4 separate regions of the Mus musculus genome follow, and all the other regions are linked to region 1. The links are chromatin loops, found by intact Hi-C in ENCODE. Cell type or tissue: heart. All regions are shown on one strand. Links, peaks and the distances in the headings refer to the core of each region. The heading gives the core; the rest is flanking DNA.

What was found. Peaks named below come from ENCODE experiments on the same cell type or tissue, not always from the same donor. Only the 100,000 strongest peaks of a DNase experiment are listed, where the experiment ranks them.
Region 2: a loop joins it to region 1, with 3 times the contacts of the local background. A loop is called at or near these places in 7 of 42 quality-filtered maps.
Region 3: it touches region 1 in a loop (2.5-fold over the local background); 3 of 42 quality-filtered maps call a loop at or near these places.
Region 4: a loop joins it to region 1, with 6 times the contacts of the local background. A loop is called at or near these places in 23 of 42 quality-filtered maps.

What each region holds. Positions count from the first base shown.
Region 1 is chr8:91,528,560-91,536,317 of GRCm38, forward strand. The region is part of intron 8 of Fto (fat mass and obesity associated); the gene reads left to right. Among named protein-coding and RNA genes, the nearest start is that of 4831440D22Rik, 65 kb to the left of the region's middle. In heart, for the core only: a CTCF peak has its summit at 3,600 (motif pointing right); no DNase peak of the experiment used is centred there; H3K27ac peaks cover 669 bases.
Region 2 is chr8:91,375,305-91,383,062 of GRCm38, forward strand. All of the region lies in intron 1 of Fto (fat mass and obesity associated), which reads left to right. Among named protein-coding and RNA genes, the nearest start is that of Fto, 66 kb to the left of the region's middle. In heart, for the core only: CTCF peaks have their summits at 3,647 (motif pointing right) and 5,240; DNase peaks (open chromatin) are centred at 1,597 and 3,667; H3K4me3 peaks cover 904 bases; H3K27ac peaks cover 2,486 bases.
Region 3 is chr8:91,962,790-91,970,547 of GRCm38, forward strand. No RefSeq gene overlaps it. Among named protein-coding and RNA genes, the nearest start is that of Gm36670, 25 kb to the right of the region's middle. RefSeq lists an enhancer at 3,542-5,514. In heart, for the core only: CTCF peaks have their summits at 4,189 and 4,393; DNase peaks (open chromatin) are centred at 4,332 and 4,812; H3K4me3 peaks cover 1,246 bases; H3K27ac peaks cover 2,882 bases; H3K27me3 peaks cover 2,489 bases.
Region 4 is chr8:91,794,026-91,801,783 of GRCm38, forward strand. Irx3 (Iroquois related homeobox 3) reads right to left here and starts at 7,629. Exons shown (of 4, transcript NM_008393.3): 1 at 6,940-7,629; 2 at 5,648-6,773; 3 at 5,386-5,452; 4 at 4,486-4,951. The coding sequence starts at 7,215. The coding sequence ends at 4,897. It overlaps Gm39222 (a long non-coding RNA gene), which reads right to left and starts at 3,718. Exons shown (of 3, transcript XR_879088.2): 1 at 3,018-3,718; 2 at 2,865-2,926; 3 at 1,549-1,669. In heart, for the core only: CTCF peaks have their summits at 3,679 (motif pointing right) and 3,882; a DNase peak (open chromatin) is centred at 3,876; H3K4me3 peaks cover 2,177 bases; H3K27ac peaks cover 1,932 bases; H3K27me3 peaks cover 3,554 bases.

The sequences.
Region 1 (7,758 bases), core at 1,128-6,127:
GTTATCTGACCATGTCTGATGATGTCCTTCATGCTCCAGAGAGTGGCTGATTCTTCGGACAGTTGGGCACTAGGAGTTTTAGCATGAGTTGTAAGTCACTATCCTTTGCCAGAGATGACTCTGTGTGTCCTGTCAGGATGGGACGAGAATACACCAGAGAGGCTTGAGAAGCTGGGAGGCACTGGCCTACGTTCACCATTGGTTGGTGATGGTGGTGGTGATGGTGCTGTGGTGGTGGTGGTGGTGGTCTCATTCTTGGTTTTGTTTTTTCTTTAGTATATCTGTACTTCTCTTTAGGAATTGCTGCCTCTGCTATCTGCCACCCTTAGGAAAGGAGCGACGTCCTTTGTGTCTCTGAACCAGATTACTCCATAAAACCTGATAACTCCATAAAACCTCCTCATAAATGTGTAGGGATTAGAGCGTTATATAAAAATAGAGCAAGGACTGACTGAATAAAGAACTATGTTAACTTCTGTCCAGGATGCAGCAGCTGATCTTCAGGTGGGCAGTGGTGTTTTTATTCCTGCCATTGTTACTATCATTTGAACAGCTTTATGGGGACAGAAGCCAGTTGGCTTCTGCACATCTTACTTATAAAATCAACACGTGGGCCAGTGAGTTGGAGCTCTGCCAGGCTACTGATTGTAATGAGCTGTTGGCTGGTCTTCTAGACAATACTTCTTAACTTTTTTGAGAAAATAGTTATTCACTCATTTACTTATTCAGCAAATATTTCCTGGGGGGGGCTGCTGTTTTCCAAGCCCTGCTCCAGGCTTTGGAAACACATCAGGGACCATAACTGAAGAGCAGCCTCCTTACAGAGGTTCTCTTCTCATGGGGGGCAGAGGAGGGTGGCAGGTACTGTTTCCCCCAGGCAACTGCATAGTGTGCCTGTAAAATGCACAGAGCCAGGTAAACAAAGCTCAACACATCTGAACCAATGCCATTCCATTCAGGTTAAAGATAGCAAATTGTCCTGCCTGAGCTTCCCCATACATGGTCACTTGTGATAGATGACTCTTGCCTTTGTCATTGTAAAGCCCCTCCAGAGAACACCAGGTGTCCCCAGGAACACTAGCCTAGGGATTCCACACTCATTGTCCCTTAGCTACTCCCTGGCTCCAACTCAATTTACCAGACATTTGCTGCTTTTAAAACCTGCACTTTAAGAAAGGTGTTGTACTGGGAAATCCGCCTTAAGAGAGCACTTGTAAATCCACACCTGTGTCATAGGTGTTGGGGATTATGGGTGACAGTGTGCTGTCCTTTATCAATGGTTGTTATTGTTGCTGTGACTGGTGTGAGTCACTTGTCAGTTGTGTAAATATTGACTGAGTTCCTAGCTGGTACTATCCTAGACCCTGGGGCAACAGTGATGAGTAACCCTTGATTAGAAATGGGTTATGTAACACAGAACAACCAATACTCAGAAAGAGATTGAGTCACGATTTCATGGAGATCCAGGTCCCAGGGAGAAAAGACGGGGATCCTGCTTAGGTGCTCTCGAGTGACTCACAGTTAAGTCGTCCTCTGAGGATTGCCCTTCCTCTGCCACACTGTGCTGGCTGCTCGTGGGCAAATAAACTGGGTGTCCTTGAGAACAAGTAAGAAGGAAAGAAAATCATGTATGGTGTAGGTCCTTGAATAGAATCTTGCAAGAGATTCCTCATTCTCAATTTTGAATGTGGGGCAAAGTAGGTTTTTTTTCTAGAGCAAATTGTATGATTATGTCATAGTGGTTGTCTGTGTAGACTCTGAGGTTTGACTCTTGGCTCCACTTCCATAACTCTAGGGAAGGTACAACTGAAAATCATAAGTAGACAAGTTACTTAACTCCCTGTGAACCTCACTTCTCCCCCTTTGTAATCTGCCTAGGGATAATGGTGGAACCTGTTTCATAGGGTTGATTTAAGTAATTATAAAACACCTAGGACAAGTACCTGACACACACGGAGTATTCTGTAAAATCATCCTTATCATAGGTCAGGTGGTAGTTTGAATGCGAGCAGCCCTCACAGGCTCATGTGTTTGAATGTCTCCTTCCCAGTTGGTGGATTGTTCAGGAAGGATTAGGGGGTGTGGCTTCTAGGGGGCGTGGCCTTGTTAGAGAAGGTGTGGTAGATCAGGACGTTTCAAAAGCCCATGCCAGGCTCAGTCTCTATGCCTTCTTCTGAAGGATCAAACGTCAGCTCTGAGTTACTGCACCAGCACTGTGTCTGCCTGCCTGTTGCTATGCTTCCCGCCGTGTTGATCATGGAGTCACCCTCTGAAACCATAAACAAGTCTCCAGTTAAATGCTCTCTCTTATTAATTAATTTCCTTGGCCAAGTTGTCTTCTCACAGCAATAGAACAGTGCCCGGACGGACCAAAAGAACAAAGTCAAGAATGCACTCTTTCACACTGCCCTCTCCTTTGGCAGAGTGTCCAAATGTGAAGCCCCACACTGATAATGGAGGCCCGTTAGTGCTGAGTGAGGTGTAGAGAGGAAACAACCTGCGCTAGTCCTTCTCTGGGCTTGGGCTAAGTATTCGCACCTAGAAATGACAGATGTAGGTCTGGGCTCCAGGCTCTCTGAGCAACTGGGTGTAAAAATCTAGGCAGTTCACAGACACTTTGGATCAATTCAACTTTACCTAAAATACAGCGTCTTGAGCCACGTGACCCTCCAGGCAGGTGACATCTTCCAGCCTGGATAAAAGATCCCGGAGAGCGGCAATCATAGACATGGCTTTCTCCCTCCTTTCCCTTAAAACTTGGAGTGGAGCCACCGGTAGTGATAGTGAACTAGAACCAGCTGACAACAACTGGAAGTGCTCAGTGCTCTCTGTGATGAGACTGCAGCTCAGGATACAGAGCACGTCGCCCAGGCTGACTGCTAGTCAGTAGTAGAGATGAAACTTAAGTTAGCATGCCTGGCTCCGCTGCTAGGAGCACAGTGGGACAGTGGCAAAGCTCTGTCAGCTACTCACATGGCTCAGTGTGTTGACTTCGGTCTCACCGTACAGGACGTCCAGTGCTTCCAGGTCTTTCCCGGTGTGGGGATAAGCAATTGTGTGTGTAAATACCTATTTCCTCTGCCACCTGAGCACACCTCGCCGTGTGTGCCGCTCTGAGTGCATCTCTCGGCGAGGCAGTCATCTGCAGCCCGTGCCGTATGAATCTCGCCACCATTAGTCTTCTAACGGGAAGTCTCCACCTTTTATAGCTGTGTTGTTTCTTTTGTATTGATTGCAATCTTTTTAGGAGGCAGGAGAGTGGGGAGGAAGATGAGAGAACATCAAAGTTGAGCCTCCAAGACTCTGTACAGCCTCCAGGTCAAGTAATTTTGGGGCCGTGTTAATCAAGGCCGAGTGGAGCAGGCGCCCTGAGGTGAAAGGGTAGCGATTTATCTGCTCTATCACAGGTTCCTCGTCAGCGGAACAGTATGTTTATATCTGGGAAACAATTTACTACACGTGAAGAATAGTCATTTTATTCTATCTCAGGGGTGTCCCCAGTGTATTTTACAAATTTACTCTGTAATGAATATTCCAGGTTATAGATAAAGTTGAGCTGGCTTCTGGTTCAGAAGGTGCCAGGTTGGCGGAGTGCAGCACAGACGGCCTGCAGGGGGCACTGTTGCGTCATTTATCAGAACTCTCCAGTATCTTGTCCTAGGACAAAAACAAACCAAACCAGAGAAGGAAAATAGGCCAGTCACCTTAAAATTGCTCATTAAAATTATTTGACTGGTCCCAGTGTTAGGCATGAGTGTCGATCGGGCAGTTCAGGATTCAGGCACAGACAGAAACAGCTTGCCATGTCAGGAAAAACCGCAGTGATTGGCATGACTTCTGATTAGCCTCCTCTGTTGTCACCCCTGGACTTTGTAATTTAATAAACATCCACGTTTCACTGATCACCTTTGTTGGCTCCTGAGATGTCCACACTGTAGAAAAGACTTCCTTCTGTGGTGTTCTGAGTGTCTAGCTTGAGTCCTGGAAGAACCTTTTTAGAAATCTTGATTCTCTATTTTTTGTGTATCCTTCACTGCCAAAGATGATTGCTTGTTTGTTTGTTTGTTTGTTTGTTTAATGAAGTCATTTTTTTCATGGAAGGCTCCCCTGTGGGACCTGGCCTGAGCTGTCAGTATACCACCCAGCTCCTTGACAGTTCCAGGATTGCTGCCCATCCCCTTCCGCTCTGTGGCTCCACCCACTTGCCCCAGGGTTGAGCTTCAAACCCCCTACCTCCCTGCTCAGCTCTGGCTTCTTCTGTCCCTGGCCATGAGGCCTGCTAGGTGACTGTGATGAAGCCTCAGAAAAGCCCGGGTTGTGCTGAGTGTGTGTCTGTGTGCGTGTGCGCATGTGCACTTGTGTGCGTGCGTGTGTGCATGTGCTCTCACACTCGTGCTCAGCAGCAGCAGCAGCAGCAGCAGCAGCAGTCACACTGCCAGCCTCCTCTGCGCCCTGCTTCACCATCAATTACGCCATGTGTTTCGTCCAGTTGGCGTTCCCCTCCCAGTGTTAATTATAACCTACAAGACTGTTAGAGTTAATTTTATGGCAAGCATATTGTCTCTTCAAGGCTTCAGAGCAGCTCATAAATTATCTTGAAGGTAAAATGTAACTTGGGGAACCAGTTATGAAAATTCCATCCATCTCGCTTAGAACTGCAGCTGCTACTGTCAGCTGCCTCGCTGCTGCATTGTGAAGGAATTACGGTGGGTCAAGTTTAAGAGGGTAGGCCCGGGCTGTCGTGGAGGAGAAAGGCTGTCCTGGCCCTGTCAGACAAGTGCCTTCTGCCAATCCCCGGTGGTTTCACTTTGGAGGCAGGCAGAGGCAGGTAGCGCAGGTGGACAGTCCCCAAGCTGTCTGTATTCATTATTTTACAGAAACTTGCAGGTAGGCAGGACCAGAGACCTTTCCTCCTCTCTGTTGTCATGATGTTAGGCATCCCCGCAGAGTGTGAGGGAAATAACTTTCTACCTCACCTGGGCTTGCTCCAATCCCCGGGGCCAGCCCCTCCACCAACCCCTCCCTGGCCTCCCACACAGTGATTTCTATCTCACAGAAGCCCCAGGCTTGAGTGAGCATTTTATTTGTGGTTGTTATTTTTCATATAATCTGATAAAAGTGAGATTTCACTGTGAACGTACTCTAAAATTGCCTCCTAAGTAAATTAGCATGTTATCTTGTTGGGATAATAGGCCCACCCCTCTTCTGTTTCCTCACACCGAGTTGAAGCTTTACATTTCAGCCCTCGGGGCTTTAGCATTATTATTTTTAATGACTGAACACAAGTCTTTCATTTAGCTTGTTTGTATAGTCACTGTAAATGATCTTTCTGCTGCTGGCTCTCCATTTGCCATTCTGCATGTTATGCCAGCTTTAAAAGCTTTGAGGGGGCCTCTGAGAGTTGGGAGCTGTGTTAAGCACAGCGTCTTCTAACAGCACTGGAAACGGGCTGTGGCAGAATAGGCAGGGTGTGAGGAAGGTGTGCCTGTGCGTAGAAAGCCAAGTGTGGATTTGAGTGGTGTGCACGGCACATACACTGTTGTAGATGGCAGGTGAGAGCCCTCGGCAGTGTAAAGGAACAGCCGCTCGCCAGGCTGCTGCTGTCTTGTCCCTGCGTGTTTGTGGGCATTTTGACTTGCATCCATGCATCTCCTAGCTTCTGTAGCCGTGGCACCTAAGACTGCAGTGCCTAGGTTCCAGAAGTAAGCTAAGAAGACCTGGCAGGACACTCTCAGAGGTGAAATGCTGTCCAGCAAGGCCCTAGGCTTTATGGAGGAGGCGCTCGCTTGAGCTCTTGCTAACCAGGTGTGAGAGTTGGATATTTGCTAATTCACTAGCAAAGCCAATCGTTCTGTCTGTGGGGCCTGCCAATGACAGAGCTGGAGAAAGCCATGGGGACTGGGAGGGGGTGGTGGAGGGGGAAACATCACACTATATTTGAAGGGGGTCCTGTTTAGCCCTGCAAGGAAGACAGGATTCGCACTCCCAGGACTTCCCCCCAGTTTCAAGAGAAAACACACAGACACACACACACACACACACACACAGACACACAGACAAAACACATATTCTGTTGGATTGAGAACCTGCACAGAGAAGAATGTCACAAGTCCACGGAGACAGTACCCACATGGTGCCATAATCCCTTTAGTCCCTGCCATCTTGTGAGAGTGGAGGAAGCTGTAATCCAAAGCACTGAGATGTCCTCTCTCCGTATCAGAAACCTCCTCGCCCCATCCAGCATCACATAGGTGTGTGATTAGCATAAATAATACTTACAAATACCTGACCTGGTTGTGGCCAGCATGATATTTTAGCGTAATTACTCCAGACTGCTGGGCTCAGAGAGGTGTGGTTTGGGAAATGTTAGACGTGTGTGTTTGCTTATCTGGACAAGAGGAAAAAAAAACAAAACGGTTGCTTTTCTCTACTAAAGATAACATAGTAAGCCCAAACCCTGGCTACCACTAAAGTCAGTTTTTACACATGCATGGTTAAGTTTCACCATAAATATTTCATAAAGGCAATTAGAATGGAGCCAGGTTGGCATCACAACCCCAGCTGTACCAAAGGAACCATTTCATTAAAGTAAGCCAATATTGCAAAAAAAAAAAAAATCACACGATTCTATGGCAAAATGACCATAAGGTCAGAAATCCTGTGGAAGAAATGTCTGTAATCAGTGTTTATAATCTCTGCATATATGTCTAGTGAGTGCAGTGTGTGCAAAGAGAAAAAAGAAAGGAGGAGGAGGAGGAGGAGAATGTTGAGTGAGACTAACTTATAAACTAGTCATTATAACCAAATCTGTTCTTACCCAGCGTCTTGGCAGCTTTTTGGATAAATAATGTCTTTTCCAAAATTGGTGTGATTGCAAAAAGGAAGAGGAAAGTGAAGTAGCAAACTGTGTCTCTCTGGGTGGCTGCGAGCTGGCAGCATCCTAGGAACAGAACGCAGACATGGATAGTTCATCGGCTCTTTGGGTAAATGATAGCGCTGTGTACTTACTGCTGCATTGGAGTGCAGCAGAGATCACATGATAGTCTAACTGTCCTTCCTTCCAACCTCCATCCTTCTGTTCTTCCTCTCTTCTTTTCTGACTTCTTTCGAGTAAAAGTTCATTTAAGCATTGTTTTAAAGTGTCACACAATATATGTATGATGTTCTAGAGGCATGTGCCAGGAAAAAAAAAAAAGAAAAGAAAAGATACATTTTATACAAAACTTAGTCCACAGCCACAGATGGTCCTGTTCAGGTGCAATTTTAATTATGATGTAGAAACCAGCCCCACACAGTAGGAAGTCATCTTAATAAATGGAGCAGAGCTTTTGGCTTCAAGCATCAAAAAGGCTTGTTACTAAGGAGTTGAAGCACCTTGTGTTGTTGGGGAGTCTCAAAATGACTGAGATATCTGAAACAAGCAAAATAATGGGCTCTTGACAATCACCTGAGCACACGAGGAGTGCTTTACAAGAGGGCCACTCTGGACTCCTTAGGTGTGGTGAATTAAGTGATGGATTTTCCAGTGACAGATGTTTGCCACCGACTTTGTCACAGAATGAAAAGGAACATACACAGAACTGTGAATGCAGTTTCAAGATCTGAATCTCAGAACTTCAAGTATTTCTTCACACAGCTTTGCCCTTCAGGTGACGGTGTCCCCAGGAACCAACAGTACTTCAGATGATGCATCCAGCCCTGGCTTGTGTCCACACTGCACAAGTGGAACGGTCTTCTTAGGAGACGTTAGCTATCCAT
Region 2 (7,758 bases), core at 858-5,857, 150 kb before region 1:
GTGAAGAATGGATGCCGCCAGCCAGCATGCGGGATTCCCTTCCACCCTGTAACACCAGAGCTCATTTCATGTCTTTTCTGAAATGCTCTGGGTATTTGACATTCTTTCGTCCTTCTTTCATATGGTTACCCTCAGAAGGAGCCACATGAATTTGCCTTTTTGCGCACGTGCCCGTGTTCTTTGTTTGGTGCCAGACAGGACACAAGTTTTGAACCTTTCGTAGTTAAAAGCTAATCAACCCAGCGTTCCTAGGCCAGCGCCTAGCACTGCAGCAGTGCTCAGGGCTCTTTTGGAGGGAGGAGGTACGATGGTTATTTCTTAGCCTAGCCAGTTGGTGCCTGGTCGGAGTGATGAATGGTGCAGTGTGGGAAAACTAGCCTCCGCTGGGCTCCTCAGCAGTCATTTAGGGGTGGTTCTAGAGTTGTCTGAAACGGACTACACTCGGGGCTGCTGCTTGTGGTCTCGGGTATCTTGTCCATGTCAAAGCTTGCCTTGTTTCTTTACTTGGAATCTGAAAAATGCTCAGGCTCAGACTCCTTCTCAAGTTGCATTTGGTCTCATCACCCTTGGCTTCCAGGGGCCTGAGACAATGGGACTGTTTATTGTCCTTGTCTTTTTTTACTCTTTTGGAGTTCAACTAATTTAACCCACAATAAAGTTAATCCTCACTTCTTTGGGACAGTCAAGACTAACATATTAGCTGTTTTCAGGACCATTTTCATGAAAGCAAGTGTGTTGTTCCACTGGCTCTCGGGGCTGACATATGCAGTTGATGGCTGTTTAGAAGTCAGGTTTCAGAGCAAACCACAACTGCCCTGGGTTACTGAAGTTCTCTTTAATGTTGGCTGTGAGCATGTGTGTGTCAAACATGAGGGAGTGGGATTACCTTACTATGTGTATGTTAGAGGGAGCAAGGGAGGGAGGGAGCAAAAGAAGGAGGGAAGTGTGTGTGTGTGTGTGTGTATGTGTGTGCACATGAGAGGGAGAGGGAGAGAGAGAGAACATGCTGTTGGAATTGAAGCTTTTACTGTCAATGAAAGCACACTGGTTAAATGCCTAGATGCCAGGGCGGGGGTACGTGGATCTGAGTACTGGCTTTGCTGCTTTCTAATTATGTAACTTAAGGCAAGTTGCTGAATTTCTCTGTTCCTTCCTTTTCCTGTCTTATCAAGTGAACAAAACTATGGTAGCGGCATTGAGGTTGCTCTAAGGCTCCAGTGTGTTGATTTGGATAAACTGTTTAGAACAAAGCTTTGTGCGTAACCAGTCTTTACTCGCCATTTCTAGCAGCAATTAGCAATTGCACAAAATTAGAAGAAGAGGAAACATAGTCGTTAAGCCATGTCAAGCATGGCCATGCGTGTGAAATGCTTTAGGAGCTATGGCTAGTCCTGCGGGTTTGTGTTACGAGTTTAGGGAGGTGTCTGTTGTAACAAAAACTACGTGAAGATTCTGCATGACGTCTTAAATGTAGTTTTGATTTCTTGCTTATGTAGTAGCGAGGGATACTTGGCTTCATGCATTCTGTCAGTAGGAACCTTGGCGGGCTCCACAGAAGGCTGCAGAGGTCACCTCAGGTTATCTCCGCTGAAGCCAGCGGGGAGGGAGAGCAGGCAGGGCCGTGTGTAGGAGCGTTTTTATGGGCCAGCTCTGGCTGTGGCACTCAACACATCTGTTCCCACTCCTCTGGCCAGAGCTGGGCGGGAAGGAGGAGAGCGAGCAGGAGCTGCCGTTCGTCCTCCGCATGTTCCTCAGGAGTCTAGAGATGGAGAAGTGAGAAAAGCCTTGTCTCCAGACTCTGAACTGAAACTGCACAACTGTCCCATTGGGGGTTTGTGAAATGCAGTCTTACAGCAGCTTCCAAAGATGACACTTATTTTATGCACACACACACAAAAAAGTGACTACATTGGATAATAATTTGTAAGTGTTTTCTAATTTCCAAGAGAGGTTGCTCTAGGGCTCCAGAGTGTTGATTTGGAGTTTCTAAGAAAATCATTAAGGGGTTTTCCAGGCCAAATAAGTTTTAAAGTAAAATGTTTTAAAAAACTGCTCACTTTCTTAAATTGTAAAGAAGTGTTAATGGGAAATGTGGGCGAAATTTAATCTGTTTATCCTGCTGGTGAGTGGGCCTTCAAAGGCCTCAGGGTGTGGTTTGCCAACAAAGGCCTTCAGCGGCCCTGCTGGTGGCTCGCGGTCACATTTTGCATTCTGAGCCTTTAGATATTTTGCTCCCTTACATTCCTCTCTTTTATTCCTTTATTTTCTGATAAAATATTTGCTCCGGTGAAACCTAAGAACAGGAATCACACTGCATTTAATAACACAGGGGCTTGGTCTGGTGAATTCCGTGCCAGAGAGGAACAGTGTCTTGTGTGGTTTTGTCTCTGTTTTTCTTTCTCCATTTGTGTACATGTAGGCATGTACGCATGTGTGTTCATGCGTGAGGAGGCCAAGGTTGCTATCACACATTACACGATTACTTCCATGTGTAGAACAGGTAAGCCAATGGAGGTAGGAGATAATGGCTGCCAAGACATAGGAAGAGAAAGGAGGGAAGAGTTAGGCCTGGTGGATGACTGAATGATTCGGTGGCTGTACTGACATGTACGCTTCAGAAGCAGAAACTGTAAGACGTGAGCACTGAAACCAGAAGGTCCATGACTTAGCCTTCTCTCTGCTCTGATCCCTAATGACCCCTTTGGCTTGTCTGTTTATATTCTCCTCCTTTTGTTCATTATCTGCCTAGATTGTGGTCCACGCTCTTCCTGTAGTGGGGCCCATGCTCCCTGTCTCCGCTTCTCTCTACTTCTCTCCTACAACATACCTGCATGCCTGCCTCTGCTTTCTCCTGGGTCTCTCTTCTGTCTGGTCGTAGTAATGCAGAGCAGATCTCTTGTGAAGCTTTAGCAGCAGAAGGGCATTGTCCTGGTGCGGTCTCTATACTGGCCTAGTACTTGTGATGACTACCCTGCATTGATAATGTATACCTACCCAGTGCCACTTTAGGAGTCAGTACTATGGAAACTAGAAAAGCAGTTCTCTGAAGTCACATGATCCTACATTGCTATAACTTTATGGATAACTAAATCTTCCTCATTTAAAAAGCCATTTTCATTATTTCAGATGATCTGCTTTTTCTATTTGTAGGATGGACTGTGAACCATCTGCTCTGTGTTGTCACAACCACACTGTCCTCTGCTAATGTTCCTCCTTCCTTGGAACATTTCATTTTAAGGGGGCTTTTCTGCTAGAAACTTCTTAGAAGAATAAGACATGTATCTGAAAAATGGCTAATTACTTTTGCCTTTAATTTAATTTAGTCTAATTTTGGATTTTGTTTTGAGATATATATACTTAGGAAGGGTGGGATAGAGAAAACAGGAGATAACACATATATGTACTTTAAAACCACACGTTTAGTTTAAGGAACCTTTACAATGTGATTGTTGGCTCATTCATTCATTCTTGTCCAGAAGATTTCATTCAGACTCTCATATATTCTCAACCCGCTTTCTACCACTGAGCTACCTCCAGCCCAGCCCTCCAAGTGTGGTTTCTTTTGGCCTCTTTATCCTAATTCCAAATTGCAGCCAGAGTCCCCGAGTTATCCTGAAGGCTGTACTTTCAAGTAGGAAGGCCACTGGGTGGCACTGCAGCTCTGTGCTCTGTCAGCTGAGCCACAGGCCACTTGGGTTGCTCCAGCTGACTGGCTTTCTGGGTGTCAGGGAAATTATTTTATTGGTAATGGGCACAGTGTAATATATTCCTCTCCACCCTGTGTGGCTATTTAATGCCCTGAAACATGCCCCGCTGTGGCCATGGCCTGTTAACTCTGCTTATTTGGTGTAATAATTAGCAGAATTTCTCACTAACAGGGGTACTTACCAACACCTCACACCTCCGCTGTGTTTTTGTACGTGATGGATTGTACATTCTCAGAAAAAGCTGGGAAGGTCAAAGCTTAACCCGGGTCTAACAGGGCTACCTCCCGCACATTTGCTCAGGATAGGTTTATATTAACTTGCTTCCGAGCGTCTTCACACCGGAGCAGCATGTAATACAAACATGTCCGAGCTTTTATGTAAGGGCTCAGTGAAGGTTTGTAAACACAACACTGTTAATTTTCTACCTTGTAGAGTGATAGAAAAATAAATGAGTAGCCGCCTGCATTGGATGACATTCGGTACTCGGAGGCCTGTGTGTTGGAAGTGTGCAAGTGTAAACAGTGGTGTTTACACACTGGTGGTGTAAACAGTGGTGTTTACAACAGTGGTGCCTGCATAGGCACCACATCTTGGGTTAAAATGGAGAAGAAAAGTTACACATGGAATTTTAATATTTTCCATGGCTGTAAGTTAGGCTCCATTTAATTCTTTCTGGTTTTACAAGTCCTTCTAGGCTCCTACTATTTCTATGCCAACAATTTTATCATTTACAGAGCATGATCAGAATTAACTGACAGAAGACCAAACAGGCTAGAAATAAGTTGAAAGCAAGAAATACTTTAGTTGGGCCATTAGCTTATCCTCCGTGACCATAGGCAGCCTGTATACCGTATCTTTGCTTTGATTCTCTCATTTCCTACAGTTGGCATAACGCCCTCTGCTCTCCTGTGTCTGCTGAAAAATAAATGGGAACTCTTTAAAATACCTCTGCTTGTATTTATTTTCCTAGCCCCAAATAAATGTAAGGTGTGGTTATAATCACCCAGGACGCCTAAGGAGCTTCCGGTGTTGACGCCAAGATGAATTGTAGAGATCTTAAAGGGGCGGTTGTTACAAAAGGTTGTTACAAGTTAAGTTCTCTTGGACTTTGCCACTCATGCTTGGAGGACATACATGTATATTATATGTTATTTGTTTTTTCTAGACAAGAGTTTCTCAGTGTAGCCCTGACTGACTGTAGACTAGGTTGGTTGGCCTCAGACTCACAAAGATCCGCCTGCCTCCGCCTGCCTCCGCCTCCTGAGTGCTGAGATTAAGTACATTTGCTTGGAGCAGGGCTTTCTTTGTGAGTTCTAGCTCACTTTAAACACCTGGCACTTTGACGCTTCTGCCTCTGTTCACATCCATGTCTACCTATGGTGTGTGTATGGGTTTGGTTGCAGGAAGCAGTGACGAGAGGTTGTTTCTGTATAGCATCCTCCTGAGGAGCAGAGAACTGGGCTCAAAGCTAAGCTGTAGTGGCTTCCGAAGCAGTGTTACGGGCTAGCCTGTCAAGGAGTCCCACATCTGCCACATGTGGGCAGGAGAGGATCAGGAAGCCATGGTTAGAATGGTCCGTTTGTAAGGACAGACAGCTATAGGTGAAGCCAGAGACAGCCAGGAAAAAGGAAGGTGCCACCGTGACAACTGATGTTTAAGTGGAATGAGTTTGTGACCTTTCTGGCCTTGTGCTGGAAATCCAGTGTTGGGACAACTACTTTGTCTGCAGAAAAAGCCCAAGGTTCCTGGTGCTGATTTTCTTTCTGAGTCTCGTAGATCAGGCCAGGAGCCTGGTGAGGCCTAACACTTCTCCGGAGCCTTGGCTACAAATTGACTCAAACCAGTTTTTTGTTTCTTTCCCAGCACAGCAAATAGCTAAGCAGGTACTGTTTAAGTATGTGGTCAGTGCTGTTAACTCCCACTACCACTGTGGCACTGTGTTCATTATGGTCCTCTCTGGCTCCTGGAGCTCTAGATGCTACAATTTAGTCTCCACCCCCTGGTTCAGGCCCAGCTCCTGCCTCCCTGGGCTTTCTCAGTCATCTTCCTTATCTGGCCCTCCGACCTCCAGTCTTGGTTCCTTTGAACTGAACCATATTATAAATAGAGTTAAAACACAGGGCAGCAAATTAAACACTCTCTCTCTCTCTCTCTCTCTCTCTCTCTCTCTCTCTCTCTCTCTCTCTCTCTCTCACCAAAATTATGCCTTCACTGTGTTCCTGTCCTTCTCAAAAGCCTTTTGTGGCTGCTTATTACATTCAGGATGGAATCCAGACTACTCAGCCAGACTCTCTGGACCTTCCATAATCAGGGCACAGTCTATCATCCTCGCCTTATCTCCCGCTCTCCCCTGCTGAAGCCGACTGTTAGCCAGAGGTCTAATCACCGACGCTTGATCGGCTGCTTTGATTACTGACTTTTTAGCTCTGCCGCCCTTATTACCTGGCGAGCTGTTTTCTGCTTTCTTCTTCTCATCACCTTGGCACAAGGTTCTTCTCTCCTTTGTTCAGACTTCTTAGAGCACTGTTGACTAAGGCGTTTTTATTTTATTACCCGCATTGTTAGTTTTCTTTTCCCCTGTTTTTCATGTAGGCAGTATAAATATTTGTTATGGATTGATTGATCTGTTGATTCTGCGTGGCTCTGACAGCCACTTGCTGGGGAGAGGGGGATGGTGGAGGGTCAGCGTGGGGCTGAAGCAGAAGCCCGGCTCTGTGACTTTGCCCTTTTGATTTCTAGTGAAAGGACAAATTAACTATTTGCTTTGAGCAAACTAATGCAGTGTTTTGTGGATTTAGGGTTTGAAAAGGACCCTGGGAGGGAAAGCCTGGGAGTTGAGCTCTTAGCCTGTTTGCCAGGCTGGAGGAGCTCCACTCTGCCACAGCCTTGCCGTTTGCTTAAGTGAGGGTTGTGAAATCACAGTGGAATTTGTGGTTGCTTGCCAGCGAGGAGGAGGAGGAAGAGAGGTTCTGAGTAAATTAGACATGCAAATTAGTAGGGCATGGGGCTCTAACAAATTATACAAGAAGTCCCAAGAAGTCCATTTCATCTTCTGTCTACAGAGTGATGCTATGTGTGTGCACATGTGTGCATGTGCTTTGTATGTGTGCCTATGCATATGTGTGTGTGTGTGTGTGTGTGTGTGTGTGTGTATGTGAAGGCAGCTATTAATATATTTTCTTTAGAAGTTCTCAAACCTTTTGTTCTCCCAGCTCTTTTGTAGTAAAGTTTATTTAGAATCCCCAAACCTCTTGTTTCTGTAGAGGCTTGTCTCCAGGCAGTTACTATGTTTGGAAACAAACAGAAGAATCACAAAACAACTTTATTCATTTAATAATAGCAGTGACTGTGACTTTTTTATATAAAAAATAAGTTTTCCAATACAAAACTTTATCAAAAAGATTTACATATTAGCAAATCTTTTTATTGTCTAGCAAAACTGGGTTTTCATAGCTGATGTTGTACCTAGTTGTTCTACTGTTTTGTTCTGCTGTGTTGTTTTGGTTGAGGCTTATGAACAAAATCCAGTCTTCCTCAGGTCTTGAAGGGAGAGTGTTTGAGTGGGCTTCTTAGTGTTAAATCGTCATATTTTCCTTGATAATGTACTGAAACTTGACAAGGGTCAGCTTATTTTTTATTTTTATTTGTTTATTTTGTACAATGATAGTTTTTTAAATTAATAAATGATTGTGTAAATGGAGTACATTGTGACATTATGACTGGTACATATGTTGTGGGATGGTTAAAGGAAGCTCATTAGCATATCCATCACTTAATTATCATTTAGAACCTGGTTTTTTTTAACAACTTAGAAATTGTACATTGATGTGAGCTAGAGTCACCAGGGCTTACTCCTGTGTCCATCCAAACTTAGTAACTCTTTGACATTTATTTCTCCTTTCTGTCCCCGATCCAGATGGCTCTTCTCTTCTGTGTTTCTGCGGGTTGGACTGATTGTCCACATGCAAGGTCATGCATTCTCTTCAACCACAGAGTAAAGCAAGCAAATACTAATATAATATTATGAGAATAGTATTGATCATGAGGGTCT
Region 3 (7,758 bases), core at 1,742-6,741, 430 kb after region 1:
CTACCACCACCTCCATCATCACAACTGCTGCCATTACCCTTACGATTGTATTGCTACTACAGTCACTACCACTGCCGTCACCAGCACTGCTATCAGCACCATTGGTGCAGCTACCATCATGACTGTATCACCACCACCACCACCATTATTACCATTACCACCACCACCACCACCGATATCACTACCTTGTCCACCATTGACACCACTATCTTTGCTATTACTGGTATCACAACCATAAATACCATTATCATCATCAACATTACTACCACAACTATTACCATAATGACAGCCATTGTCACCACCACCACCATTCCTGCCTCTGCCACCATTACCAGCATCAGCATTTCTACCAGTAGCAACATTATCATCATCACCAGTACCATCACTACCGTCACCATCACCACCAGCACTACGACAAGATTCTATTAGCGCCACCATCTCTGCATTAGCAAGAGCATCACCACCACCCCAGCAATATTACTACTGCATCTCAGTTGCCACTGCTGTCTCCAAAACTGTCATTGTAACCAACCAATACTAATACTCCAATCAACACAAATGTCATTAGCCACCGCCATTTCTATGACTGCAACCGATGCCATTTCATTTCATTATCATGATAATGTCCTCTCCATGCCCAACCTCCCCAGCCTGAGAGCATCATTTTCAGCAGCACTGAAATGCTGCTGCTGCTAGGAAGAAGTCACTTAGAGTCAACAGCCATTTTGGTGTGTGTATTCCTGCTCTGCCCCTTCTGCATTGGCATCAGCATCTGGCCCAGAGGGCTGTGATGAGGGTTAAGTTGATAAAATCCAGAGAGCAGCAGCACACAGCAAGTGTATGGCCTGTGGGAGAAAGTGAGCTGTCCTTGGCAGAGCATGAACTCTTCTCATGGATGGTCCTGATGCTGTTTTCTTTCCTTTTCTTTCCCCTGACTCCTCCACGCCCTCCTTTGACAGGGTTTCCCTGTGTGGCCCAGAATGTTCTTGGGTGTCTCCCCCTAAACCTCTGAACGCTGGGATTCTAAGCATGTGGCTTCACTTCCATTGTTCTGCTGTCTTTTCTTACTCTAGAGAGATTTGGGATTTGGACCAGCCTTCCTCCCTTCCCTTCTTCTCTCTATGCCTATGTCTTTGGTTCCATGGCCAAATGATTTGTAAAAAAAAAAAAAAAAAAAAAAAAAAAAAACCTTTGTTCATTAAAAATACTAATATTTCAGTTGGGTGGTGACTTGGAAGGCCAGACCTAGGTGCACACTCCCATGTCCCTATCATAGAGCTACATACCTGCTCAGAGTTCAACACATGTGTCCTGGTCCGATACATTTGTACAAACACATACTCAGACATGACCAGTCATGCATTCTAACGTGGGGTGGCAGTGGGTGGTTTTGCTCTTTGAGGTCATCAGAACACTTTCTGACCCCTTGTAAAAGCAGCTGGACTGGGGAGGATCCCAAGGAAGCAAAGGAAGGAAATGCCAGGCCTTGGTCTTTTCTGAGGAGGAAGGCAGAGGAGGCCGATTCTTCTACTGACTAAGGGAGGGTTATCCTGAAATTTCTGAAATTTCCCCTGTGGACTCTCACAGAGTCCCTGATCTTCCCACTGCTGAACTATTTCTCTTGCGTTTGCCAGCACTTCCGATGGCGATGGCAAGGACATGGAGTATATCCCAAGACCGAAGAGAGAACAGCTCCCCTCCCTCCCCCACCCAAACTGTCCCTGTCGATTGGTTGCAGCAGCTTCTTCCCCACTGACCCCTGAAACCTGCAGCAAAGCACACTATTCTTCCTCAAACGCTCAGGGCTGGGCTGTGGGAGAGAAAGTGTGCCTGCTGGTCAGGAGGCACCTTCTGTATAGCGAATCTGTTTTGCCTAAATACGGATTGAGTTGGCTTGGCTTATTGGTACATTTGGTTTTAACCTGCTACATACTAAAAGCTGAGGTAGCCATTGAAGAATGCAGTATCTATCTATCTATCTATCTATCTATCTATCTATCTATCTATCTATCATCCACCCACCCATCCATCCATGCATCCATGCATCTATCCATCTATCCATCCATCCATCCATCCATCCATCCATCCATCCATCCATCCATCCAACCAAAGCTGGATGCTGGGCTCTGTACTGGGATACAAAGATGCACAAAGAGATCCAGCAGGAGAAGAGAAATTCATGAACAGCTCATCCGATCATGACCACCCTCCCTGATACGTGGAAGGCAATCTATAGTGTAGCTATGCAGGTATCAGTGGAAGGAGTGGGGTCCTTTGCAGGGCAGTCCCTGCCCACTTAGTATCTTTTTGCTGACTGAAATAAAAGCTCCCTTTCTCAGTACACCCTTTGCACTTTTGAAACTCATTACAGCCATTCCTTGTTATCTGTGAAAAATGGTTCCAGAACCCGCCCTGGGTCAAAATCTGAAGGTGCTTAGTCAAGTCCCTTCAGTAATTTGGCACAATATCTGTATAACTGCATCTTTTTTTTGGTGCTTTTCATCAGCTCTAAGTTACTGGTTAGCCTCAATGCAGCACTGATGCTGTGGAAATGACAATTGTCTCACATCACTTAGGGAGTAATAGTGAGAAAAATGTCGCTGCTCAGTCCACTACACGTGCACGATGCAAATGCAAACGGTGCTCGATGGAGACTGAGGCATTGGACTGGGGAAGGCAGGCAGCAGGCAGCAGCAGCCTGAGTAAGGCTTGCCGTTCATACAGAGTGCCCAGCATCAGGCAGTGCCAAGATTTGCTCTTTGGAACTTTGTGAAAATGAATTTCTTTTTTCATCCTGGTTGGTTGAGTCTGGAGATGGCAGAGCCTGCAGATCTAAGGGTTCCAGTTGTCGTTTGCCAGAAAACTGTCATCATAAATATAGAAGTCTCTAAAAGCAGTGACGTAAATGTCATTTCTCAGGTGTGATCTTGTGCAGCGGGCAACCTTTACAGTTGTACATACATAGATGAAATCCCCATCTACCTGGGCCCAGAAGCCCGAGCTGCCCTGATTGAGAGCTGGAACAGACATGGCTCCCTCTGGCCTTTTCCTCGCTCTGTGGCCCCATGTAAAATCATTTCGTATGAAGAAAACCATTACCAAACCTCCATCCCAAAGCGTGGTGGTTTGTATATGCTTGGCCCAGGGAGTGGCACTATTAGGAGGTGTGGCCTTGTTGGAGTAGGTGTGTCACTGTGGATGTGTGCTTAAGACCCTCATCCTAGCTGCCTGGAAGCCAGCCTTACACTAGCAGCCTTCAGATGAAGATGTAGAGCTCTTAGCTCTGCCTACACCATGCCTGCCTGGATGCTGCGATGCTCCTACCTTGATAATAATGGACTAAACCTCTGAACCTATAAGCCAACCCTAATTAAATGGTGCCCTTTATAAGACTTGCCTTGGTCATGGTGTCTGTTCACAGCAGTAAAACCCTAAGACATAAAACCTAGGCAGATTAATGTGAAGGTTATACTGTAGATGTGTCACAGTCCTTAATTTTGTAGTTCAGGGAGAGTGAACCCACAGCTAACGTTCAAGGCTTGAGCAGGACTGGAGGAGAGATGTCAGCAAAAGATGACCAAAAAGGTGAGAGGGACAGAGTGGAAATGGAGTCACAGTTCAAATGGTCCACGGACAAGATCAAAGGCAGCTGATTCTTAATCTACTTCCAATGTGTGGCCTCTTGCAGATAATCTGAAAATCACTGGGGCCTTGATTAACCCCCCCTCATACAAAGAACGTCTCTGTGGGGGCCCTGGAAGGTCCTGGTGGGAAGATAGCTGCCAGCAAAGACCATGGTTAGGGCTGTGGTGGCGGCCAGTTAGTTCCCCTTCACTACCCAAAGAACAAGCACAATGAACGTTTAGATGAAAAAGCGTTGTTGGGGCTCATAGTTGTGAGTTTTCAGTGACTGTCTGAGGCATATCATAGCCAGAACTCTCTCTCAGTGAGACAAACTGCCCACCTCATTGGCCAGGAAGCAGCAAACAAAACTAAATACAAAACAAAACAAAACAAAACAAAACAAAACAAAACAAAACAAAACAAAACAAAACTCCACCAAAAACAGGAAAGAGACAAGATGCCAGGGTCTCACAATTCCTTCTCTCTAATGACTAGGCAGCTCTCCAGCAGGCCTCATCTTTTACTGATCCCACCACCTCCTAACATCGCCCCCTAGGGGGTGAAACCGTTAGCACACGGACCTATGGGGCAGACGCTGGAGGATGCGGGGTTGCCCCCAGAAGCCTCCTTTAGCACAACAGCATGACTTGCCCTTTCTCCTGTCTCCACGCCGGCCAGGGAGGGCAGGGGCCTCATTTCCAGGCTCTGGAAGCACAGCACGGCTCTGAAAACACGACCCCTTGGCAGAGTCCGATGGGAAGAGGAACTCCAGCGGAAGCAGATCCATATCTGCTGCCGAGCAGCCTTGTGTCCTCACATGATGGATGGCACTGAAGGAGGAGCTAGAAAACAAATTATTGTGTCTCTTCCCCACCGACAGGTCTTTAGTGGGGCCGACCGGGGAGAGGAGATGCCGCCGATTAGAAAGTGCTTCACAATAGGCGCTCCGCACAGGAAAAGTGTCCCGAGTTTATCTATTGTTAAGTGATATAATTTATCGTCGCTGAGGGTTAAGGAGCAATTCCAGTTCTTTCCTACTTCGGGAACAGAGATTTGTAAGATAATGCCCAAATTTAGACACTGAAGAACTGTCTGCAGAAATGTTCCCCAAAGGCGGGCCGGCTGGTGCACGCTGGAAGCCAAGTCATTCACGGAGCTAATTTGAGGCTCTCCTCAGAAACTATATTTGCTTTCCGAGCGCATGGTGAGTTTTCATCTGGGCTCTGACCAGCTGACAGCTATGCAAGTTTGTAGATACCAGTAATTGCGTATAGATAACCTTGATGGTTGACCTCGTCGGAGCCGGGCCTGGCGGCTTTCCATTGTTTCTGGCTTTGCCAGTTGCTACTCAAGTGCTGCGGGATGAATTTATATATTAAGAACTCGCAGCAGTGGGAATTGCTTATCACTCCTCGTTCCATGCTGTAAGCTTCTATTTACTTGACTTAGTGAGCTGGGAATAAAAGCCGTGCTCCGACCGTTCACTCCGAGTAGCAGAGGGCAATGTGTTGAAAAGCTATCCTAATTTCTAAAAACAAAGGGAAAGGAGGAAAGCACATGTTTGTCTTCTCCAAATCTCAAAGAGAGGCCCCTCATCTCACCCAGCCACTGCTCCTGTCTAAACGGGTTCCCAGCCATCTCTCAGCGTTCCGTTTAGCTCGGAAGCAGGGTTTGAATTCTACTCACCACCAGCTCGAGGCCCTTGTGTTTTAAGAGAAACGCTGCAAGCAGCTCAGAATTTATGTTTAATTCAGAGAGATGCTTTAAAAAGTCTCTGAGAGAGAAAGGTGATGGCGATCCTGCCGTGAGGAGGGTGCGGGGTGTGTGTGTGTGTGTGTGTGTGTGACAGGGCCACATAAAGACTGGAGTCTGCGTTAGCACCAGACACATGAGCTCATCCACAGAATCTTAATGCTGTGAGCATCTCTGCTGTGTGTGGTTCATCCATCTCTATCTGGATCTTTTTGCTTTTTAAATTTTTTTATTATTTATTTATTTATTTATTTATTTTGGATGGATGAAATATCAGCAGTGAACATGGCTGGCACTGAAATTAGGAAGACAAGATGTAGCTACTGGGAACGACCTTTTTCTGGACGCATCACTGGAAAGAGAAGCTGGCCGGTGTTTGCTGGGGCACTCCTTCCATGACCTTTGAACTCTGAGGCAGGTTCAGAGCAGGGCTCTAGAGGTGCTGTCTCTGTCAGACGGTGGCATCAGAGACAGGTGAAGAGGAGCAGGAGGCAGGCCAGGTAAGTCCGGGCAGAGGTGGTAGTCAATGACGCGGGGGACATTCAAAGGGTCTGGCTTCAGCAGCAGGGGGAGTGGTGTTCTGGAGGCCTGGCTGCTGAGCCTCCAAGTGTCACTACTCAGCCGAGGGGATCAGCCTTTGATGCTCTCAACATCAGAGCATCAGAACTCTTCTTCATCCTGGGAAGGGAGGTTCGGGTGAGTCAGCCGGGGCAAATAGCTCAAGGGAAATTTCATTTTCCCTTTGTTGGACCCCCCGCTTTCATCTGCTGGTGATATCTGTCCAACCACCACACAGAGAGAAAAGAAGGCTCCTTGGACCCAGGCGAGTATGGCCAATTTAGGGCCTGAGCTGAAGCAGGTAGCCACTTGGGTGCTGGAGGGCGTCTGTGGAACCCAGGCACAGAGCTAGGGAGGGGCGGCTGCAGTCTCTCATCATTCCTGGGAAACTGGGCTAAGAAGTTTTCAGTCCTGGCTAGTCCAACTGGTCTGGCCTCCCTTTCAACAAGGATAGTTTTGTTTGTGTCTCTGCCTGTAGGCATATCTCCCGTGTAAGGAAGGAAATAGGAACAAAGGTTATGCCAGAAACCGGCAATCAGAACATTTCTATAGCTGCCTCATGAGCCAGAGGCCTAGCGTTCAAATCTAAACTTTGTCCTTCTTAGCTATTTAACCCAGAGCAGTGTGCTTCAGTGTTCCCTCGATTAGTCTCATCTGTAGAATGGACACAGGATTAATACCAGCTTGTGGTATGGGTGTCCATAGCATGCTTGATGGCTCCATGGAATTACTGTGCACACGATGCCCATGATCCTTCTTGGTATTAGAAAAGGTTCCACCAGAGTCAGGCAGAATGGTGTAGCCTATGATCCTGGCACTCAAGAGGACTAAAAACTTGAGCCCAGTCAGAATTATATAAAATGGCCAGATCCGGTCAGAAAGAAGGAAGAGGGAGGTGCGGGGACAGAGAAAGCACTCTATACAGACATCAGCTATCACTGAATATATCCACTTAGCCATTTAATTTTCATTTGAACACAGTCCAAAAAGCCTTAATATTTTAAAAGCAGCTTCATAGAGCGGAAAGAATGTTTATGAAGCAAAACTAAGATGGCAAAGAAGTTGACTACAACTCAGCCAACCTTGCTGCCCATCCCCAAATGACAGGTGAGCACGCTTGAGTCTCCAGTCAGCTGCTCTTTTTATTGTAATAAAGTACTGTCAGAGTCAGTTCTTATGAGATTAAATTCGCTAAGTACGGCAGATCTCAGGAGAAGGGGGAGAAGTGGGCATAGACTGAATCTAGAGGAAAGAGTCTACGTAAACAGTGGGAGAGTGGCCTTAAAAGCCAGGGTTCAAAGTCCTTTGGCCCAAGGGAAAAGTGATGCTCAGAAGAGAAAAAAAAAAGGATCAATAATGTAGAAGGAACTGCTAGACTGGAAGTCCAGCAGGCCACTGCCTGCAACCTCGGGGCTCTGTTAAGCACAGTATGGCCACGAGAGATTGTAGAAATGACCCTGACCTTGAGCTTGAAAGTGGTGTGTTGAGTGCTATCAATGAGACAAGGAGTGCATTCAGAGGTTGGGTGACAGTAGGTGGCCCCAGGAGGCTGGAGGAGCAGTAGGGGAAATGAAATTTCCACAGAAGACTGTGGTCCCCTCCTTTTGGAAACCAGGCATAGCACCAGAGTATCCAGGACCTGTAGCAGGGAGCATCTGATGGGTCTTCATCTCCTGGGGCCAAATGAACATGAAAATCCCTCAGCTACCACCAGACATGATAAACTCATCTGGTCAATAACTCATCAAATACCAAGTACTCGTGAGAAACTAGTCAAGGGCTAGAAATAATTTTTCTCTGGATACAGAATTATCTGCAAGCTCA
Region 4 (7,758 bases), core at 1,030-6,029, 270 kb after region 1:
CTAAAGGCCCTGGAGGGCTGCAGCCCACTTGTTAGCGACCTAGTGTAGTGAGAGAATGCAGGACTGTCACAGGCACAAAAGACATGACATCACAGCCTCCATGGCCAGGCCAGGGCAGGCTCGGCTACAGGCCAGGAGTCAGAGTTGACCCTACCTTTGTCTTTGTCCTGCTCTGTGACGTGAGGCACATACATGGGTTCTCTCTCTCTCTCTCTCTCTCTCTCTCTCTCTCTCTCTCTCTCTCTCTCTCTCTCTCTCTCTCTCTCTTCTCCAATTCCCTGGCTAGGGGCTGGGGCAGGGAGGGGTAACTAAGCACAATAACTAAATGGATTTGTTTTTGTCCTTGGAAGACATCACAGTGGTGGCTGTAATTTCTAGGCCCAAACTACACGTTTTACGCTGTGACCACCTTGTCGCCTTCTCTTGGCATCAGCATCTATAAGGGAAAAGTCCCAGTTTTCTAGCGTTTTAAAGCCACACCCTCCTTGGATGGGCCTCCTCTTTGCCAACTTAGAGGAAAAAGACTTCATGCAATATTGCCCTAAGACCCACTCTTGTTTTATCTGAAGCTCATGTAGTTCATTTCCTGTTGGTTAACTCTCATCCTTATGCCTTCTTCCTAACACCAAAAGCCTTTAAAGGCAAAGGTGGTCCACTTAGCAGTCTGGTTTCCTATTTCCTTCAACAAGCTGTGGCTTCTGGGAGAAGGTAACTGCTGAGAGATGTCACCTCATCTCCATCGTCTCTTAGCTTCATCACTAACTACCGGCCTCTTAGTCACACCCAATACGAAGCAGCCTCCACCACGATTCAGAGGAGCATCTGGAGGCAGTGACACAGGTTTACCTGACTCATTCTTCTTGTGTCCAAAAAAAGACCTTGCTCAGTGATTCTGGTCTCTGTGGCTGAGGGGACAGTTCTATTCCTCTGGTTGTGTTTTCTTTACTCCTCTGAGGACATTGTCAGGTATCCCAGGAGAAACCTTTCTCTACTGCTCCCTACTTTAGAGTTCCTTCCTTCCTTCCTTCCTTCCTTCCTTCCTTCCTTCCTTCCTTCCTTCCTCCTTCCTTCCTTCCTTCCTCCCTCCCTCCCTCCCTCCCTCCCTCCCTCCCTCCCTCCCTCCCTCCCTCCCTCCCTCCCTCCCTCCCTCCCTCCCTTCTTTCTTTCTTTCTTTCTTTCTTTCTTTCTTTCTTTCTTTCTTTCTTTCTTTCTTTCTTTCTTTCTTTCTTTCTTTCTTTCTTTCTTTCTTTCTTTCTTTCTCTCTGTTGTCCAGAGACCTCACCTTCCTTCTGAGGGTCCTGAGGTTGTTCCTGGGAACAATCACACAACAGGTAGACATTTTTAAAATGTGCTTAAGCTACATGGGTGGATCAGATGAGAGTGGCCAATTCAGATCAGGAAAGAATATCTGGTGGTATATGAGGACCCCTTACCCCATAATTATCTTTGGGCTCATTCTTCTTTTTTTTTAGACCCAATCCTAACCATTGATGGATTTGCAAGAAAGTGTGGCTAAGTCTGTCAAATCCACCTTTCCTGGATGCTCAAAGTGAGACCTAAGAAATATGAGACTTGTCTCCACTCAGAGTTACCTTCAAGCACAGGCACAAGTTTTACAGACTTGTAGTTGTCCATTTTTGCTCCACAGGGGCACATGCAACCTAGAATTCTAGGAAGAAGACAATGTTTTTGGAAGAGAGTCAGTCCCAAAGAGAGTCCTGGCAAAACCTCCTAATAAACTCAAACCAGAAGATATCTGACACACAGTTCTTACCCAGGCATCCATCTCTCTGGCTACCTTTCCCCAAGACAGATGGGCCAGGGACAGACGTGCCTTTGGGTCTCCCTGTCCTCCATGTGCCCAGAGAATACTCTCTAGTAGGTGGGATTTGTCCCCTCTTCACTCCTGGCATGAAGCAAGTAAGTGGTGTGTCATGTACTAACCCTTGGTCCTTCCTGTCACCTTGGGGTTGAATTGAATTTCTTGTTGCCTGAAGTCCCCGTACTCCCAGAAGACAATTTAGTTAGAAAATATTAATGTGTCAGTGGACACCTGGAAGGTAATTTTATTCTCCTTGGGCTCTCTGGCCTTGGCAGGCACTGTCCCTTCCCAGTTCTGTGAAGATATTGGGGAAAGCAGTGTCTCCAACCTAGTGGATCCCACACATACTTTGGATGGCTCTGAGTAACCAGCCGGACAGCAAAGGCACTTCCTAGTGTCGAGCTGACATATTTCACCTCTGATTGGAGCAGCAGCAGGGACAAGACGTACACTACTTCTCACCCCCCCCCCACCACGTCTTCTAACTTTCCTTCTCCATTTTAGGAATCAATATTAAGGAATGGAGGGACTTCTTGGGACCCTTTCCTCTTTTGCTGGGAACCTGGGAGATTCTGTTTTGCTTTGGTTGAGTTGGTATACTGAGGTCAACTTGGGAACGGTGGTGTCTGAAGCACACACTGTATGAGATATGCCCAGGGTGGGGCTGGCTCCCCCATGCCTCCTCCTATTGCTGTACTTTCAAGATAGACAGTCTGGGCAGTTCCGGAAGCTTCACTGGAGAGAGACCCTATGTCCACCCATCTCTCTCCCACTGATGAAGTCCCTCTCTCTGGGGACCTCCTCCCAGAAGACTGTGCCTACCAACATCATTTTTCCCCTGGGTAGTTTCCTGTTTTCCTTGGTAAAGCTGGTTTCAGGGTCTCTTGAGCCACCTAAAGGAAAGGTCTCACATTTCTGGACAATGGGAAGGGGAGCGGCAGGTACCCCTGGGAACTGAGGATATTTAGTTTAAGCCTCTGCAAATGGCTGGACACCCCTACTTAAGAATGAGCACGGGCAGACCCCCCTCTCTCATCCTCACCTTGTGAAGCAGGCGGCTGGTGAAAAAGAACCCGAGGAAGTGAATTCTCTGCCCTTGGCTTCCTGGGAAGTAAATGGATAGTCAGTGTGGGTCAGGGCTAAGCCCAGGAGGTAGGAACTAAGATGCCCTTGTACAGATACTCATGGCACTAACCAGAGCCTTGACCCTTGTTCTGTGGTACTGACTTCACATGTATGACCTAAGAAGATGGAGCGTCAATGCTTCAACTGTGAAAGACCTTGAACCCCTGAAACACCTTTGCAAACAGAGAAAGGAAGTGTTTGCTTGAATATCAGTCCGTCCCCGTCCCCCCAACCCCCCGCTGTCACTGTCCTTTTCTTTGCTAGTGGTCTCCATTCTGAGGACTTTCGTTATGTGGGCACCGGTCTTCATACAACAGAGTCCCAGGTCGCCCGTGGCTCTGGCAGCTGTGTCCTCATCTCGTGGACCCGTACACTGCGGCGGCCCTCGCATACAGATCCACAATGTTGACTGTGCTGGATCCAGACTGGAAGCTGATCCAGGTTGTAAGCACTAGCTCTTTCTACCTTCCAACAGTGTGCAAGACCTTGCTCACGAGAGCCCTGCTCTGCAGCTCAGATGCACAGTGCATGGCTATCCCGGAAATTCCAAAGGGCCAGACAGGAGGGCCTCAAAGGCGCCCCCACTTCGAACCCCATCCAAGGCGTCACTACTCTGAATGTGATTCTCCACTTCTTAGAATCAAAGTTGGGCAAGCCAGGCAGGCAGTGTCCAGGCAGGCAAGGGACCAGGAGGGCTGCAGAGGCCGGGAAGGTCTGGCGCCGACCGTCCCCTTCGTCCTGTAGAGGGAGCTCAAGCCCCAGGTTTCCCCACTGTGGCGTCCACCCCCCACCCACCCGCCACCTTCGCCCCTCTCTTAACGGTCCCCCGGCTCACCCGACTTCTGACACGATCCCAGCTCCAAAGGTTCCCGGGCTGTACCCCGAACCCACGCGTGATTTCTAAAAGTACTCATAAGCACCTAGGGACCAAACGCCGCCTGGCTTCGGCCTTGGATTTCCAACACCAGCGCGGTCACACGCCACCAAGCGGGAAACGTGAACACCCCGGCTTCTCACGCAGATCCCCCACGCCCTTTGCACCTATAAGGAGCCGTTGGAGAGGGAACCACGGCGAGAAAGGCCTAGGCATTGAGCGTTTAAAGACAGCCCCTATACTCCAGGCTGAGAAACTTCAGTTGAGCGCAGTCAGAAGGGAGCAGGGAGGGCGAGTCTCCCAGCCCACGCCCTGAACTCCTGGAAGCTTCCCTAAGTCTTTCTGCTAAGTCATCAGAGGAGGCCCCAAGGCTCCATGGTTACTCCTGTGGACCCGTGGGCAGAGCCTAGTTTTCCAGCTCCTAGTAAGGAACCAACATCATTTTCTCCTTGGTCTTTGCCCTTTTTTCTCGGTCGCCCAGCGACTCTCATCACCCCTTCTTGGAGAGGCTTCTAAGCCTGGCTACCTAAGCCCGAACGACTTCTGCCATTGCTGTCCTCAGACCCAGCTCATCTTTTCCTGTAGATTCTTTAAACAACGGCCGGGGGTGGGGGGGAAGAAACACCAAAAACACCAAAGAACCATGCAGCAAACCGGTCCATGTGGCAGACCTGCCGGTTATAGTCAAAAGTGGCAACAGCTCATTTATTTAGCCAAAAAATAGATACTTTCTTGTACAATTTGGTTCACACGTATGTACATTTTCCCGTATATACAAAAAGAGTCAGACAGGCTTGTTCTCTCCGTAACCCCACTCCCCCCCCCCCCGAAATCAACACAACGAAGGAACCTCACAATCTAAATGTGGGGTGACTTGGGGGAGGGCCAAGGTGGGGGGACTGGCTTTCTTTCTTTCTTTTGTCCTTTCCTGTTGTTGTTGTTGTTGTTGTTGTTGTTTAGTGTTTCTTTTAAGGTAATCATACACAGACATGCTTGCAACTCGTCACTATACAGAGCGATTTTGTTTTGTTTTGTTTTTTACAATTAGTACAACGATTTAAAAATGGTTGAAAAGTTAAGACGAGGAGAGAGCTGATAAGACCAGAGCAGCGTCCAGATGGTTCTGTGGCCTGGAAGAGAACGGAAGCAGAGACAGTGAGCTTTAGAGTTGGGGAGACTGCTTAGATAGGGGATCCCCTATAAAGCCGGTGTTTAGCTGTGGGAGTATTAACTAAAAGCTGAGCTAAAGAGATCAGAAGTCAAGACCGGGCTTGGAAGGAAGTGGACATTACGCAGAGGCCTTCTGCGCCACAGGCCTCTTGTAAGGGCCAGACTTCCCCTAGCTCTGTACCACAGGCCTGAGGTGCTCCAGCCGAGAATGGAACCGTGTCTATGGGTCCACAAGAAGTGACAGAAGAGTGGATTTTTTGGGTCCTTTAGCAATAGTTTGCCAGCTACTTTGCTACCTTCCCAGGGGGCAAAGGGCTCCCGCCACTGGCTCTGTGTTTTTCTTATTCCTCCCGAAGGGTCTCCCACTATGCTTCCCAAATTCGGAGTCTCTTACCGCCTTGGCACCGGCTGGAAAGCTGTCTTGAGTAACTTTTTCTCCACTTCCAAGGCACTACAGCGATCTGTAGGAAACAGAGGGAAGAAAAAGGAGGCCTTTAAAACACAGGCTCCAGGCCTCCAGGGCAGCTGCACCCGCCTGCGAGCAAAGAGGAAAACACCGGCGTCCCACACACCCCCAAAGCCCCGTTCTTTCCCTTTAGTCTAGGCGAGAGCCCCACCAACACCCTCCCACTGTGCCCCTACATTTTTCTTGTCACCTGTTCCACTCTCCGGCTCGGCAGGCCGAGCATAGGCGGCTGCGGCCGCAGCGGGATGACCTGCGGCTCCGGGAAGTCCCAGCAGGTGCTGTGGGGCCGAGCCCAGCATGGACAGCGGGTGCGGCCGCGGACCGGCCGGCGGCCCTGGGAAAGGCCTGTTGGTCCAAGCGGGGAATTTGCCAAGCGGCGCCGACACGAGTCTGTGTGCCGCTGCAGCCGCTGCAGCGGCCGCGGGCGAGAGCTGCAGCGTCGGGGGCGCAACGGCTGCGCCGGGAGGCGAACCTCCGGCTCCGGGAGGCGAGCGGCGTGGGTTGTCCGGGCTGGTGGCCGTCTCGGCCAGTGACCAGATCTTGGGCTTCTGGAGGGCGGAGGAGGGCGCCGGGGCCGGAGCGCAGGGATCCAGGCTGGAGGGTGGAGAAGGTGGAGATGCAGGAGCCCTGGCCACGGGCGGTGGCGGTGGGGCCAGGCTCAGGACCGACAGTGGTCGGTCCTCCAAGCCTTCGGAGCTGTCGTCCGAGTCGCTAGTTTTGCAGTCCGAAATGGGTCCCAGGCCGAAGTCGCCGTTCCTGTGCGCCGCCCCAGCCAGGGTCAGCTCCGACCCGGCTGCCGCGCTGTCTAAGTTTTCCAAATCGATCTCCTCATCCTCGTCGTCGTCGGCCAGCCCCTCGCCCCCCGTGTCCTCCTCCTCTCCTGCGAGCTCCTCCTCCTCCATCTCCAGCTCGCGTTTGCTCTCTTCCTCGTCTTCCTCTTCGTCCTCCTCCTCCCGCTCGCTCCCATAAGCATTGCCCTCCTCGTCCGTGCGACTACGGGGAGCCCACGTCATCTTGTTCTCCTTCTTGAGGCGCCGGCGCGCGTTGGCGAACCAGGTGGACACCTGGGTGAGGGTCATCTTGGTGATGATGGCCAACATGATCTTCTCGCCCTTGGTGGGGTACGGGTTCTTGCGGTGCTCGTTGAGCCAGGCCTTGAGCGTGCTCGTGCTTTCCCGGGTGGCGTTCTTGGGACGGGACGGGTCCCCGAACTGGTACTGGCCATAGGGGTAGAAGGCGGGGTGCGGGTGCGGGAACGCGGCGGCCGTGGCCGGATGCTGGACGCCAGGGCTGTCCTTCAGCTCATACTGAGCGCCCTGTACGCACATGGAAAAGGAAGGGGACACGCGCGCAGGGAGCGCGAGTGAGCTCCTGCCGTCCCCACCTTTATCCTCCCGCCGGGACCCCAGCTTTCTTCTGCACGCTCACCTTGCCCCACACCCCAACTCCAACCCCTCTCTCCCGGGTTTCTCTGGCTCTTACCAGCTGTGGGAAGATGGGCAGCTCCGTGGCGTAGGGCAGGAAGGCGCCGTAACCCTGAGCGGCGGCGGCGGCAGCTGCGGCAGCGGCGTAGGGTGCCCCGTACACTGATGAAAGCACATTGGATAGGGACCCAGAGGCGGCCAACTCGGAGGCTCCGGCGCCGGGACCGCTCCGGCCCCCAGCGCTACTGCCGCCTCCACCGCCGCCCGCAGCTCCCGGGCGTTCGGGTGGGTAGAGAGGGCGGATGTACTGGTATCCGAGCTGGGGGAAGGACATGGTGGCCCGCGGCGCACCTACGGACTGGGGGCCCGGACCCCCGAGCCGCCGTGCTCAGCTCCGGACCCCGGCTCCGGAGCGCATCGGGGGCTGGGCCGAGCCCGGGCCGCGCTGCGTCGCGCTCCGCGTTCGCCTATTGATCTGCTCCGCGGCGGGCGGCGGCGGCGGCAGCGGCGGCAGCGAGGAGTCAGGTCAGGTCCGAACAGATTGGCCGAGATTCCCTGGGCTCCGGGCTCTGATTGACATTTCTACGGGGCCTCAAGCCCCTCCTCTCTGCGCAGCACTCCCTCCTCTAGGCCGGGCGAGCCGCTCTGCGCTAGGCGCTCAGTTCTGCCCTCCTCTCCGGGAGCTGTGTCGCGCCTCGCTTCCTTCGCCCTCCTCTAGTTTACACTCTCCTCCTGTCCTGTCCTCTCCCCTCCCCTCGCTGCGTCCCCCCTCACCCCACCCCTGGCCGCTTCCGCTCCCGAGGCTCCTTCGCAGTCCTGGACGCTGGGAAACTGCGGTTCTTTTTGCTCTTTCTGTTTCTCACGGTTGCTTTTGCTC